Linked DNA regions of Homo sapiens: region 1 is linked to region 2. Evidence: chromatin contacts called from ENCODE Hi-C or POLR2A ChIA-PET data. All regions are on one chromosome and are shown on one strand. The core of a region is the stretch at or near the end of the contact, and the rest is flanking DNA. Distances in the headings are between cores, read along the strand shown.

Evidence for each region. A loop is a pair of places that touch in the nucleus more often than their neighbours do. ChIA-PET counts read pairs that join two places held with the same protein, here RNA polymerase II (POLR2A). Pooled maps may share reads with other maps.
Region 1: a loop to region 2 is called in a map of posterior cingulate gyrus, with 14 times the contacts of the local background. The contact joins two enhancer-like sites. A Hi-C loop is called at or near these places in 5 of 168 maps with a recorded cell type or tissue (ascending aorta, dorsolateral prefrontal cortex, head of caudate nucleus and 2 more) and 6 of 50 pooled maps. POLR2A ChIA-PET finds 5 or more read pairs at or near these places in 3 of 52 experiments (AG04449, H1 and HEK293).

What each region holds. Positions count from the first base shown.
Region 1 is chrX:39,685,306-39,691,404 of GRCh38, forward strand. No RefSeq gene overlaps it. Among named protein-coding and RNA genes, the nearest start is that of MIR3937, 27 kb to the left of the region's middle. Within about 2 kb of position 3,325, at least 12 of the 41 ENCODE cell types and tissues checked have a DNase peak (open chromatin) inside an H3K27ac peak, as active enhancers do; they include dorsolateral prefrontal cortex, where a contact is called at or near this core.
Region 2 is chrX:39,651,734-39,657,650 of GRCh38, forward strand. No RefSeq gene overlaps it. Among named protein-coding and RNA genes, the nearest start is that of MIR3937, 6.5 kb to the right of the region's middle. RefSeq lists enhancers at 1,238-1,799, 1,800-2,359. Within about 2 kb of position 2,003, at least 2 of the 41 ENCODE cell types and tissues checked have a DNase peak (open chromatin) inside an H3K27ac peak, as active enhancers do; they include dorsolateral prefrontal cortex, where a contact is called at or near this core.

The DNA of each region.
Region 1 (6,099 bases), core at 2,075-4,574, 35 kb after region 2:
ATAAATAAGTCCTGATGTAAGGCAGTCCTGTTATCCATCTAGAATTTCCCCACAAGCACCACAAAAGTATCATTCTATTTATTTTCTTGAGATACATACTCAAGAAGAAACGTGGATGGCCCCATATGTGAGGTGTACTTAGAATTCAGTGCCTCTCACCTGAATGTTTCAAGATGGGTCCTCAGAAAGCTGTTTTAAGTCTTTCTTCTCCCCACCTCTTTCTTCTCCCCACCGGTCTCCCTTGGGTTGGCTCCACTGATTTTCCCCAAGTTCCCAAGAACAGAAGCAAAAAGCTTAAGGGAACAATTAATGAAGCAGCTGCACGTCTTGACCTGGGGACATACAGCACGACTGCAGCCACCTTGGTGACAAAGGTAGCATTTGCATCTTATGGGCCAGGAACAAAGAAAGAAAAGAAGTAACAAGGGATACTGAATGAGCAATTACCTTGTTTCAACACAGTTTTAAATGTAGATGCATTACCTTATTTAATCCTCACAACAATATTAGGAAGTTGGTACTTTTATTATCTTCATTATATGGATGAGAAAACAGGTTCTGAGAAGTTCAGCAATTGACCCAAGGGGACACAGCTAGGAAGTGGGGGTGTGGGGTGCGGGGGTTTCAACCTAGGAACAATTCAGGACAGGCTCTAGGAGCTAAGCCCCCTAACCCATCAGATGCTCCAGGCCCTCTAAGAACCCTAGAGTGGCAGAGGGCATTCTGAGCTGACTTCTGAAAAGGGTGTATTCTTGCCGGGCATGGTGACTTATGCCTATAATCCCAGCTACTGGGGAGGCTGAGACAGGAGGATCGCTTGAGCCCAGGAGTTTGAATCCAGCCTGGGCAACATAGCAAACCTCGTCAAGAAACAAAGAAAAAAAAGAAGGAAGGAGGGAGGGAGAGAGGAAAGAAGGGAGGCAGGGAGGGAGGAAGGGAGGCAATGAGGAAGGAAAAGGGAAGGAAGGAAAGAAGGAAGGAAGGAAGGAAGGAAGGAAGGAAGGAAGGAAGGAAGGAAGGAAGGAAAGTATACATTCTGGGCCTGAACTGACCATGTGGCTTTGCCTGCTCCAACAGGACATTCTCTGAAGGAGGATGGGGCCAGCTTCATGTTCCCCAGCTCAGGAACCTTCAGCAGTGATGAGTCGAGGGTCCCTCTGCCTCCCTTTTGCAGTCTAGGCATGTGGGAAGGTGTCGAGAGCCACCTGCTGCTCTCAACACAGCCAAAGCTGGCCATGACCAAACCCTGGAAAGGGGTGTGGAAGCTGCTTCAGATTCACCAAAGCACCTAGGCTAGGGTGCTGAGGACCAGGTTGGCCTATTCTGTACCGTTGTGACACTCCAACCTCAGACCTGAAGTTCCCCATTCCCCCCCTCCACAAAGCCCCTCCCAGTCAGACGGCAGCATCCATGTCTTCCAGCTGGGCAGGCCGGTGAGGGCAGGTGGGTATACCGCCCCTCCCTCTTGGCACCCACTCTTCCCTGGCTGCCTCATCCCCAAGGCACAAGATTTACAAAGACTAAGATGTAAAGAACAATTGAAAACAGGACCATAAGGGAGGCCAAAGATTAATACACAAACAATGGAATCATGGGAGAGATATTTGGAGCCTCCGTGGAAGGAATATTTGAGGGTGAGGTCTCTCAAGTTCACCAATAGATCACCAATTGGCCATTGAATACTTTTGGTAAAAACCAGGTCCAGGGACAGCCTGTCATCCCCACTGACCCATCAGGAGGGAAGTAGACTGAGACGGGGGTCCTGAAGCTCCCCTGCTGTACCTGCTGTTAACCTTTTCATTGTTGGATGGAGGGGCAGGCGGAGGGGGCAGTGGGGGCAGAGCGGCAGGGCCTGGGAGAGGGGTACTTGGGGAGTTGAGGCTGTTTACCAAGGAGCACAGCGGATTTTGATATTTTAACAGCTGCTACGGCCTGGCTTGAGCAGGCCAGCTTGAGTATGACCCAGGACAGGGTCTCCTGGTGGCTGGGAACCCCCAGGTACACATGACTGCTCTGTAAGGCAGGTTCTCCCAGGCCCCCAGAAAGGAGTCCTCATGAAAGAGGGCCCCTTCTCAAGCACACACACTCTCTGCCACTACCACTGCAGATGCATGGCGTCCTGTAGGGCTAGCTCATGGAGATATCATCCCCACAGGGAGGACAGAATGATTTGCACTGAGCCTGAGCCTCTCAGGCTTGCTCTCTCTCTCTCTCTCTCTCTCTCTCTCTCTCTCTCTCTGGCCCAATGCCTGGTCTTTGAGGCTGCCTTTGTGAGAAAGAGGAGGCCAAGGCCCCCACTGGCTATTCTCTGTGCAGAGCTAAGTAGCCTGGGGGGCTGGGAGGAAGCCCTTGACCTCAGGGGCCCTAAACTGCGGCTGACAGCAGGCAGCAAGGGGGGGCCCTTGGGAATGGCGCTTTATTGAGGAACATTTGTCTTCATTTGGGGCAGTCTACATCTCATCCCACAGGCGTGCCCTGAGGCCCGAGTCTCCCTGACCCCTACCCTGACTGTCTCTGCACTGCAACCCCTGTCCCCTGCACTGGATTGAAGGGGAAGTTGTCTCTTAAAGCTCCTTGGAGCCAAGGTGACAGACGTCAGGGAAGAATAACAGGAAATTCCCTCACACCCTAGAATGCTCCCAGACCCTGCCCAGGAAAAGAGGCTTAAGATAGGGATGGGCACCTCACAGACTCAGCCCCAAAGACCTGGGTCCTCCCTGGCTAAGTGATTCTGCTAATTCCCACTCAAATTCAGCATAATAGTCATAGGTTTGGATAATGAAAAAATATGTACCTATGGTTTTCAGTATGCAAACTAAAGAATTAAATCTCCTCAAAATAATTGTGGTTGGTCAGGAGGCCCCCAGACACTGTCTTCTCTCTCATAGAAAGAGACTCTGGTGGAAAGGACTCTGCGAAGGGGCTTTAGAACCTGAAAATATCAGAGTGCAAGATTGTGGTGTGTTTTTCTTTTCCTGAAAAAGTCAGGATATTTAAAATGTTAGAAGACCACGAACTATGCCCTAGATGCTGCCACAAATCTGAGGAGCTGTTAATAAATCATCTCACCTCTCTGTGCCTCATTTTCCAATTTTTAAAAAATTGCCTAATCATCAAAGAGGCCCGGAAGCTAGGCTACCAAGGCGCGACGCTGTTTACACCCCAGACCCAGGTTCTCAGCTCGGCTTTGCTTGGGAAAGGCTCGGAACCTGTCTGGGCCTGGGGGTTTAGCACAGAAGGCTTTGGTTAGCTGCACTGTGCTGAGCGCAGCTCTGCAGCGAGGTTTAGGGAGCTGCGGTGCGTTAGGCACAAGGCACGTGGCGCGCCTCGCTCCAGCACTTTGCAAACGCACAGCAGCGCAGGGCCAGAGCGGCTGGCCCCCAGGGGTGGGGGCGACCAGGGACAGGAGGTCCCATATGGTGTCGTCGCGTTAAAAACGTAGGTCCTAAGGGGCGAGCCGCGTCCGACCTCCGCGCCCCTGCCCGACGCGGCGCCTCGCTCGCCGGCCCCGCTCGCTGGATTCATTTCCATCTGGAGCGCGGCGCGTCCCAACCGCCCTTATCTCGCCGCCGCCGCGGCTCTGCAGGCGCGGGCGCCCCGGGCTCCCTCCCTTCCTCTCCCCTCCCCCGCCCGCGCCTTTGTCTGGCCCGGCGGCGCGCTCGGAGCCAGCAGGGCGGGTAATTGGCGGCCGGAGGAGGCGAACGGCCCGGCCCGGCCTCCGCTAATGAGCGGGCGGAGCCGCGGGGAGGGCGCGGCAGGGCTCCGGCGCGGAGCCGGGGAGGGAGCTTCCGTGGCCGCGCGGACCCCGGGATGGCTCTCCGAGTCCCGGCCGCCCCCTCCCGGGCTGTGGCGGGGACCGGCGCCCTGAGGGGCATCCCTTCCTCCTCCCCTCTCCCTCCCCTATCCCGTCCCCGGCGCGCTCCAATTACCCTGCGGCCGTGCCAAGGCCTGCGGCTGCCCCCGGGCCGCCCCCGCGTCCCCGGAGAAATGCCAGGGACAGAACGCGCGGGCAGGAGGGCAGAAGGAGGCGGCTCCCTGGGGGCTTCGCTGCGCTGCAGGGGACCCAGGCGACCCTGGGGCACGGCCACCGTTGTTGTGGTGGGGGGGCACCCCCGGGGTCCGATGCCAGAGAGCTCTCTTAGGGAAGCCCTCAGGCAGCTGCGAAACCTGCTCCAGCATAGATGGTGATAAAACCCACCCTGGTTTCTAAATTAATTATACTCAATCCGCCTCGCTCTGCCGGCCCCGAGCTACACTTGTGTATCGAAGGGCGCGGTAGCCCCTCGGTGGGGGTGGAGGGGATGCTCTGTTGTTGGCTCCGAGAAACCCCCTTTCCAGGACTGTGTGCGGGAAGTGACAGAGGCCAGCGGAGCTTTAAGGAAAATAGGGGCAGGAATAGGGGACAGAGGGAAGCCTTTCTCCAGCCAGTACCCCCGTCGACTCCCCCTCCTGGAAGCCCGCCCTGCTGCCATCACTGGCCCGAGGACCCCGGCTCCAGGAGCGGGTCCCGCTTCCTGCGGTGCAGTACTCAATTGTCAGGATTTCTACAACAAACTGGCCCTTGTGCCTCCATGCTCAACTTTCGCTTATCTCCATTGAGCCCGGCTCCGTCTCCATTCCCGCCGGTGCTTTGTTCCCTAGCTGCGTTCTGGGTTCTTGAAGTCACTAATGCTTAGCATTAACAGGATCCTTCGTGGCCGCCCTTTCAATCGTGGCTTCTCAGACTTGGGAGCTGAGGTTCTGCCTGTGGAAGGAAGGGCCCACACCTCAGGGACTTGGGGGTCCATGGGGGAGCCCCACACTGGCCCCAGCACAGCCTTAGGGTATCACAAGCAGCCTAGGACAGCCCCAGAGAGGGAGTGTCCCAGTGGCTTCCAGGGTCACTTGACTTAATAGGGACTACCACATCTTAAGGGAAAAAAGGTCATTTTTCTTTCAAAGAGTCCCCAGCTAGAACCTTTCCCTTTCCTGCCCAGCTCCCACCACAGTGGCCACCTGGGAGCAGCCCACCCACAGAGAGCTTTTCCCCCTTTTTATTTACTTTTTTATTGAGGTATATACTTACATATTAAGTGTAACTGCACATATTAAGTGCACTGCTTGATTCATTTGCGCATATGTATATATCTGCATCATCATCACCCAGGTTAAATATGGAACATTGCCAGCAGCCCAAAAGGTTTCTGCGTATCTCAATCAGTCAACATCTCCCAACTCTTCTGATCTCCGTCACCATAAATCAGTTTTGCCTATTTTTATAAACGAAATGATGCAGCCTGCGCTCGTCGGTGTTTGGCTTCTTTCACTCAATGTCAGTTGCATCCATGCTATTGCATAAAACAGTAGTTCATCCTTTTTAATTACCGAGTGGTATTCCATTGTAGAATTATACGGCAATTTATGTATCCACTTGACTTTTGATGGACATCTGGATTGCCTCCAACTTGGGGCTGTTATGAATGAAGTGGTTATGAGCGTTGTTCTTTATTATATGTCTTTTGGTGGATACAAGGGCCTATTCTTGTTGGGTATACACACCCAGGAGTGGAATCGCTAGGTCATAAGGTAGGTATATGTTTAACTTTATTGCCAAAGAGTTTTCCAAAGTAGTTGTACCCAGTTAGCCTTTAAAGCTGCAATCAGGGCATAAGTGCTATTCAGAGAAATAAATTGCAGGCATAGCATAATAATGACGGCAGACATATGTTGAGCACTTAGAATGTGCTAGGCACTGGTCTAAAGGATTTGCATGTAATTAACACTTACGTGCGTTTCTATGCAAACTTTCTCACAGTGCCTAGTTTTGTCTTAGAATGTGCACAAGATCTCAGGGGCTGATCAGCACTGATCTTTGTATTGCCTGCCCCAATTAGGACCCATATACAATACTCTGTTGAATGAATCGGCTCCATTTTACAGATGAGAAAACCAAGGCACAGGAAAGTGGTGACTTGCTGGAGATTTGGGGGCTAGTAATGGGCAGGGCCAAGTCTGCAACTCAGGTCTCCAGGCTCATGACATTGCTGGCATTCTTATTAATGTAAGCCTGACTCCACTTGAAGCCTCCTTTGATTTCTTCCCTCTTATACCCCCGGTTGG
Region 2 (5,917 bases), core at 753-3,252:
TGAGACATGCCTAAAGAGAAGATCTCTGGGCAATGGATTTGGCAGGACAAGAATCCATGGCAACCTTTAGTTGAAACCAAAATTCTACAAATGTTGGTGCTTGTTACACTTTCATTCATGACAACTCCCTGAGGGACCCATATTGCATTTGGTCTTCCTTAAACGGGGAAACCAAGGCTCAGGGCCGTTCTGGGACTTATTCAAGTTCACAAGGAGCTTCCAAAGCCCAGGTCTTCCTCCTCATTTCCAGTACCCTCTTCAACCAACTTCCTCGTTCTGATGGGAGGATGCCATTATCTACACAGGAGCCCCCTGAGGGAGATGTTCTCTTCTGCAAGGGCCCCTCTTCCTTGTGGTTGCTGACAGCTTCTGTGGGCATTGCTCAGATTCCTCCTAACACTCTTATCTGCCTTCCTCATTCCCTCTTTCATGAGGAATGGGATCCCAGTCCCTCCCAAAGGAAGGAGCTGAGCAAGATGCTAAATCACAAAACCTCTTCTTCTTGGCCACAGGAACCAGGAGATCCACCTCAGACATTTCCTCTCGCCCACTGTTGAATTGTACCTTCTGGAATTGAGAAGACATCCGGAACCATGGAGGTCTGGACCCTCTGAGCCCTTACTCCTGAACCCCTCTGTCTGAGCCTGTTTTCCTTATCACACTCAGAAGGGAAGGGGCTGTCCAACCCTGTTTCTCATCTAAGCCATCCACAAGCTCACGCTTGTAGACAGACCACCATCTCCCGGCCTGGCAGCTGTCAGCAACAGAAAAACCTGCTTTAGCCAGTTCCATCTTCGCCAGCAGATGTCACTACAGCCTGACCTCAGGTTACCCAAAATGAGTTCCTAATTTGGGTCATGAAGCTCTAGGAGGACCACGGACAAACACGCACCCAGAAGAGAATCCTTTTGCCCTTTTTCTTTTCTTCTATGGGGCAAACTTACTGACTGCCAGTAAGATGTTTTTTATACTTCTGTTTCACCATCTGTAAAATGGACATTTCCACCATGTTCCCTATCTTCCCTACAGGGATGCTGTGGGATTCTGGAATGCCTATGATGTTCCAGAACTAATTGGTTCCCCTCCTCACAGGACCTCAGTTATTTCCTCAAACAGAGGATAAAATTAGAGCACCTTTATGATAATTGACTTGCCTCGCATTTGCCTTAACAGATACCTGGAACCATCTCCACCTACTTCCGTTTCCATAGTAACAGAAGGGTCAAAAAAAAACTAACAAAATAAGACACCTAAGAGGCATAAACAAAATATGTGATGGTGTGGGAGGCTGTAAAGTTTTTATTGCCACCTGTTTGGGAAGACCTGCATAATTCAGTCGTGCTCCTGGCATTTGTGAGCAAAGCAATCACCCCAAAGTTGTGGCAATAAAGCCTTTATAGCCCCCCATGCTGGCACGCCCGCTTTCTAGGTACAAAGCCCCAGTTTGATAAACTTCCGCTTCTCACATTTGCATAATGGAAATGGACTAGATTTTAAACCCAGGCTGTTGGGAGGCATAACTCGCAGCTCTCCTGGAAGTGAATCACGAGCTTTCCTGGGTGGAGGTAGCTGGAAGAGGCACCGAACCCCACCGATAAGACCACAGGGCAGGGCAGGGGCACCAGAAAAGACCCTCCCCGCTCTCTTGGATGTAAGGCCGGGCCAGGTTTTGGTTGAAGGTCACATTGCTCCTGGGTCAGAGAACTATAACATCAAAGCGCCTTTATGGTAAGCACACTGGCAGAAAGAGCCTGTCTAGGGCAACTTTGGGGCAGAAAGGGTGGTTATAACCCAAGTATGTACGTGATGTTCTTTCCCTTCCGACCCTCCACCCCCATGCTGCTCTCTGGCACCCTCACATTTTCTGGTACCCCCTCCTCCAACCTGCCATCCATTGCCCACTATTCCCACAATTTTTTTGCAAAGTGTGCACATTGCGGATGGGGGGAAGGGGTAGCAGTGGCTGCGCTTGGTGCCTCCCCCTCTCGGGAGATTACTGCAGCCCTGCCGGCGCTCAGTGGTAAAAGTTTGAACGTGTCTGCAGAGCTTAATCAAATGCTAATTCCGTGTGGTGAAAGAATTTGCTGGAATCTGCAAGGGAGCTCCTGGCAGCAAGAAAATGCGTTGATTCACTCCCAAATCTGCTTTGCCCAAGCCGGGTGCGATTTAGACTGTAAAGCTGCATTAAATCACAAAGTGCTGTGTGGATCACACAGCCATCCTTTGTGTCGTTAATGAAGGGAAAAACAGGGCTTTATTCTGAAGCTTTGTGTATAATCAGATGCCATGTTGTAAAGCTCTGGAAAACACACCAGAAATCATAATTGGGAGGAAATAAAAGGGTTAGTCCAAAACAGCATATGATTTAAATAAGAAGGAAAAAGAAACTGCCCCCAAGATTTGTGCGTTTCAAGAATCAACTTTTAATTCATTCGCAGGGAGATTACAGAAGGGGAGGAGCAGCCTTTAAAATAGTATGAAAAGCTAGTTTAGATGTAAATGAGAGATAATGGGCTTTCACCAGAAAATAAGCAATGGGGCCAAGTTTGTGCCCAGGGCTGGGGGATGGGGGTGACATCTTGGCCTGCAGGGCTCCGGAGCCCTCTAGATCCAGGTGCCGCAGACAGCGTGGGGTTTGCGGCCTGTTAGGAGCAACGGGAGGATTTGGGGCACAGGGTCTGGTAACCAGCATTCGGAGGAAGAAAAAATGGTGTTGCCTGCCCGTGTTGGTTCCCAAGGGTCCTGGGGCTTGGCGGAGTTGGGGCTGGGGGAGGTCTTGATTGTTGCTTTAACACAGAAAATCTCCTTGGTGTGAACATTTTGAGGTCGGTAAGGAAAGGGGTTGGGGCTTTTAGGCTTGTCTTACAGCTGGAGTTAAGGAGCGCTGCGCGGAGCCCTCCCCAGCCCTAATTCACTAATGATTTGCTTATTAGTTCAGATCAGGGAGCCAGCTTCTGGAGAGATGTGAATTGGCATTGATTTAATCCTCTTCCCAGCACGCGTTCCCGGCCCTGGGTGAGGCTGGGAAGGGAGAGGGGGGCTGCCAGCCCTTTCAAGAGCAAGTTGCTGCTTCTCCTGTCTGGCTTTGTCTGCTTTCCTTACCATCTGCTCTCAGGCAGAGAGGAGCCATGGATGGAGGGGGCGAGCCCCAGAGTCCAAGCCCAGGCTCTAGATCTGGTTGACCCTAGTAATGCTGAGCTCAGTGGCCTCCTGGCAGGTACAGCATATAGATGAGATGCTGTGAAGGTCCCTCAGCTCTGGCATCTATCATTAGAGGGACTGGAGCCTCTGGAACATCTTAGTGGGGAGGAATTCTGCCCATAATGTATTTGGTGTCCTGTGAGCCAGGTGCTGTTTCATGTATGATGTCACCTGCCTCTCCGGTAGATACCATGATTATTCACACTTTACAAGGGAGGAAGCCGAGCCTCAGAAAGGTTAAGTAACCTGTCTAAGGTCACACGGGTAAAACATTGGAACCCAAGCTGTATAACTCAAATCTTTGATCTTCACCACACATTATGTGGTTTAATCTGAGCTGCTTCTGCTTGAACATACCTTCTTGTTTGATTATCTCTTTATAAACTGCCATTGAGAACATTTTTCTCCATCCTTCTTCTAGCTAGATGATTTAATAATGGCCAGGGACTTAGTATTCTAGAGCATACTGCCCATGGTTCATCTTAGTGACTAAGTACCCTTTTCTGAGCAAAACAAGAAGTACAACCCAATGTTTGTTTTTTCCAACCTGATTGGCCCAATTCTAGTCCCAGCTCCGCAGCTTTGCTTGGGTGGTTCTCATGATCTACACTCCCCATCCTTCCCTTCTCCACCTATCTAAAGCCTACCAATACCCCCAAGACTTAATTTAATCCATTAGCACCCACTCTCACCTCTCCCACAGAGAGTTCTCTTTTCTAGACCACCATTGGGCACTTAACACACCTTCCTGCGCCTATCTTTCCATATGTATCTGTGCTTTTCTCCTTTGTCAGCCTGAGCTTTTAAGAATGGAAACTGAGTCTTCCACTTCCCTACATTTCTAATTCTACAGTGTCTTGAACATAGTGCTCCCTCAGAAAATACTTGCCTGTTAGCTGATTAATAAAACTTGGGACTTGACTTACGGTTTCTTTGGAAATCTCTGGTGCATATCTTTTCAATCCCTGTAAGCCTGGCTACTCCTCAACAGAGATCCATTACAGATCTCACTCAGTTTCTGAATGCTATTAAGGGTCCAAATAAAGTTTGAGTTTCCAAGAAATCCCTGTAGTTGGCTTGTCCTCAAGTCAGTTCCAAAAGAATCCAACCAACATTTATTAAACTCCTACTGTGTGCCCAGGCACTGTGCTAGGCACGGAGGATATCAAAATTAATAAGATGTATAGGGTTTGCCTTTTCATCTGGAGTATGATTATATCCTGAACCAGACAGCCATTGCATGGGGCTCCCCCAGGAATGGTAAGCTTTGTAAGAATTGGGATAATGCCCAGTTTTGTTCACTATTCTATCTCTAGCACATTACACAGTAGAAGGCATGCTCAGTAAATGTATGTGGAATATGATTATGCAGAGAACTTTGCCATGTTAACTCACAGAATCTTTACCCCAACACAGTGAAATTCGTATATTGATTTCCATTTCATTGACGAAAAAACAGATGCAGTGACTTTATATAAGTTTCTGGAGGTCATATGGTAGGGGAGAGGCGTGGACAGACCCATGTCTGTCTGGCTCCAAACTCATTTATCACATCCCTCACCCAGGACACCCAGGACTCCCTCCTGAGTCGGTAGAAGATGGGGCAGAAAGGTATGAACCAATTCTGGCAAAAGTGTAAGTTACCATCGTCCCCTCAACACCCAATTCATAGACTAGCTTAAAAGAAATTGCTCAAAATGAGCCCACCTAGTCCTTGGTTTCTAAATACCATTTCCCATCAAAAGGAGGCAGCTTCCTTGGAGAAACAGATTAAAAGAGGCTGAAGAGACATGACGACTAAATGCAATATTGATCCTAGATTGGACTGTGGATCAGAAAAAGAACGTGCTACAAAGTACAGTATAGGAACTACTGACAAAATTTGACTATGGCCTATACATTAGATATTTTTCTATCGGTATAAATTCCTTGAATATAAAAATGGCCTTATGGTTATGTGGGAGAATGTCCATCTTCTTAGGCGAAATATATAGAGGTGAAGTGTCATGATGCCTGTACATTACTTTCAAATGGTTCAGGAAAAAGATAGACAGCCACATGTGTAAATATGGCACAATAATAATTCATGAATCAAGGCATGGGGCATATGGATGCTTGTATTATTTTTTCTACTGTCTGAAGGTTTAAAACTTTTCAAAATAAAAATTGAAAGAGGAGATAATTATGCAGAAATGGCCCTGAAAATGTTACCCACATCCACCAGAAAGGTCTGGAATGGAGACTGGGGGTCACAGTAAGTAGATAGCTGCTGAGAAAATGGGTACATTAGCTGATGTCCATTCTTACAAGAACACTCTCAAGAAGCTTTTGTGGAAACAGACCGTTTTTTATAGGGTTTTTAAATGCGAAAGCAAATTAACTACTACGTGCCATTAAATACAGAGCTATACCTGTGAAAACCCTTGAGTGGTAACCCAGGAGGAGGCAGAAGCAGGTTTGAGGTATCCCACCTCCACTTCAGAGACTAAAACCTGGGCCACTTATTACCTAAGGTAACACCTAAATGTCAAAAGGCAAGGACGGAGCCAGAGAGCAAAGCTTGCCTGTGAATACAAATGGGAACAGGCTTTCAAAATAAAGCTGAGGTTCAGGTTCCAATACTCCAAATGCCAATCAAAAGACTCATTTATTTTTTAAATATGTGGGTGAGAGTTGAGAATTACATCTGAAAGGCCACTATCCTGGAATAAGCATA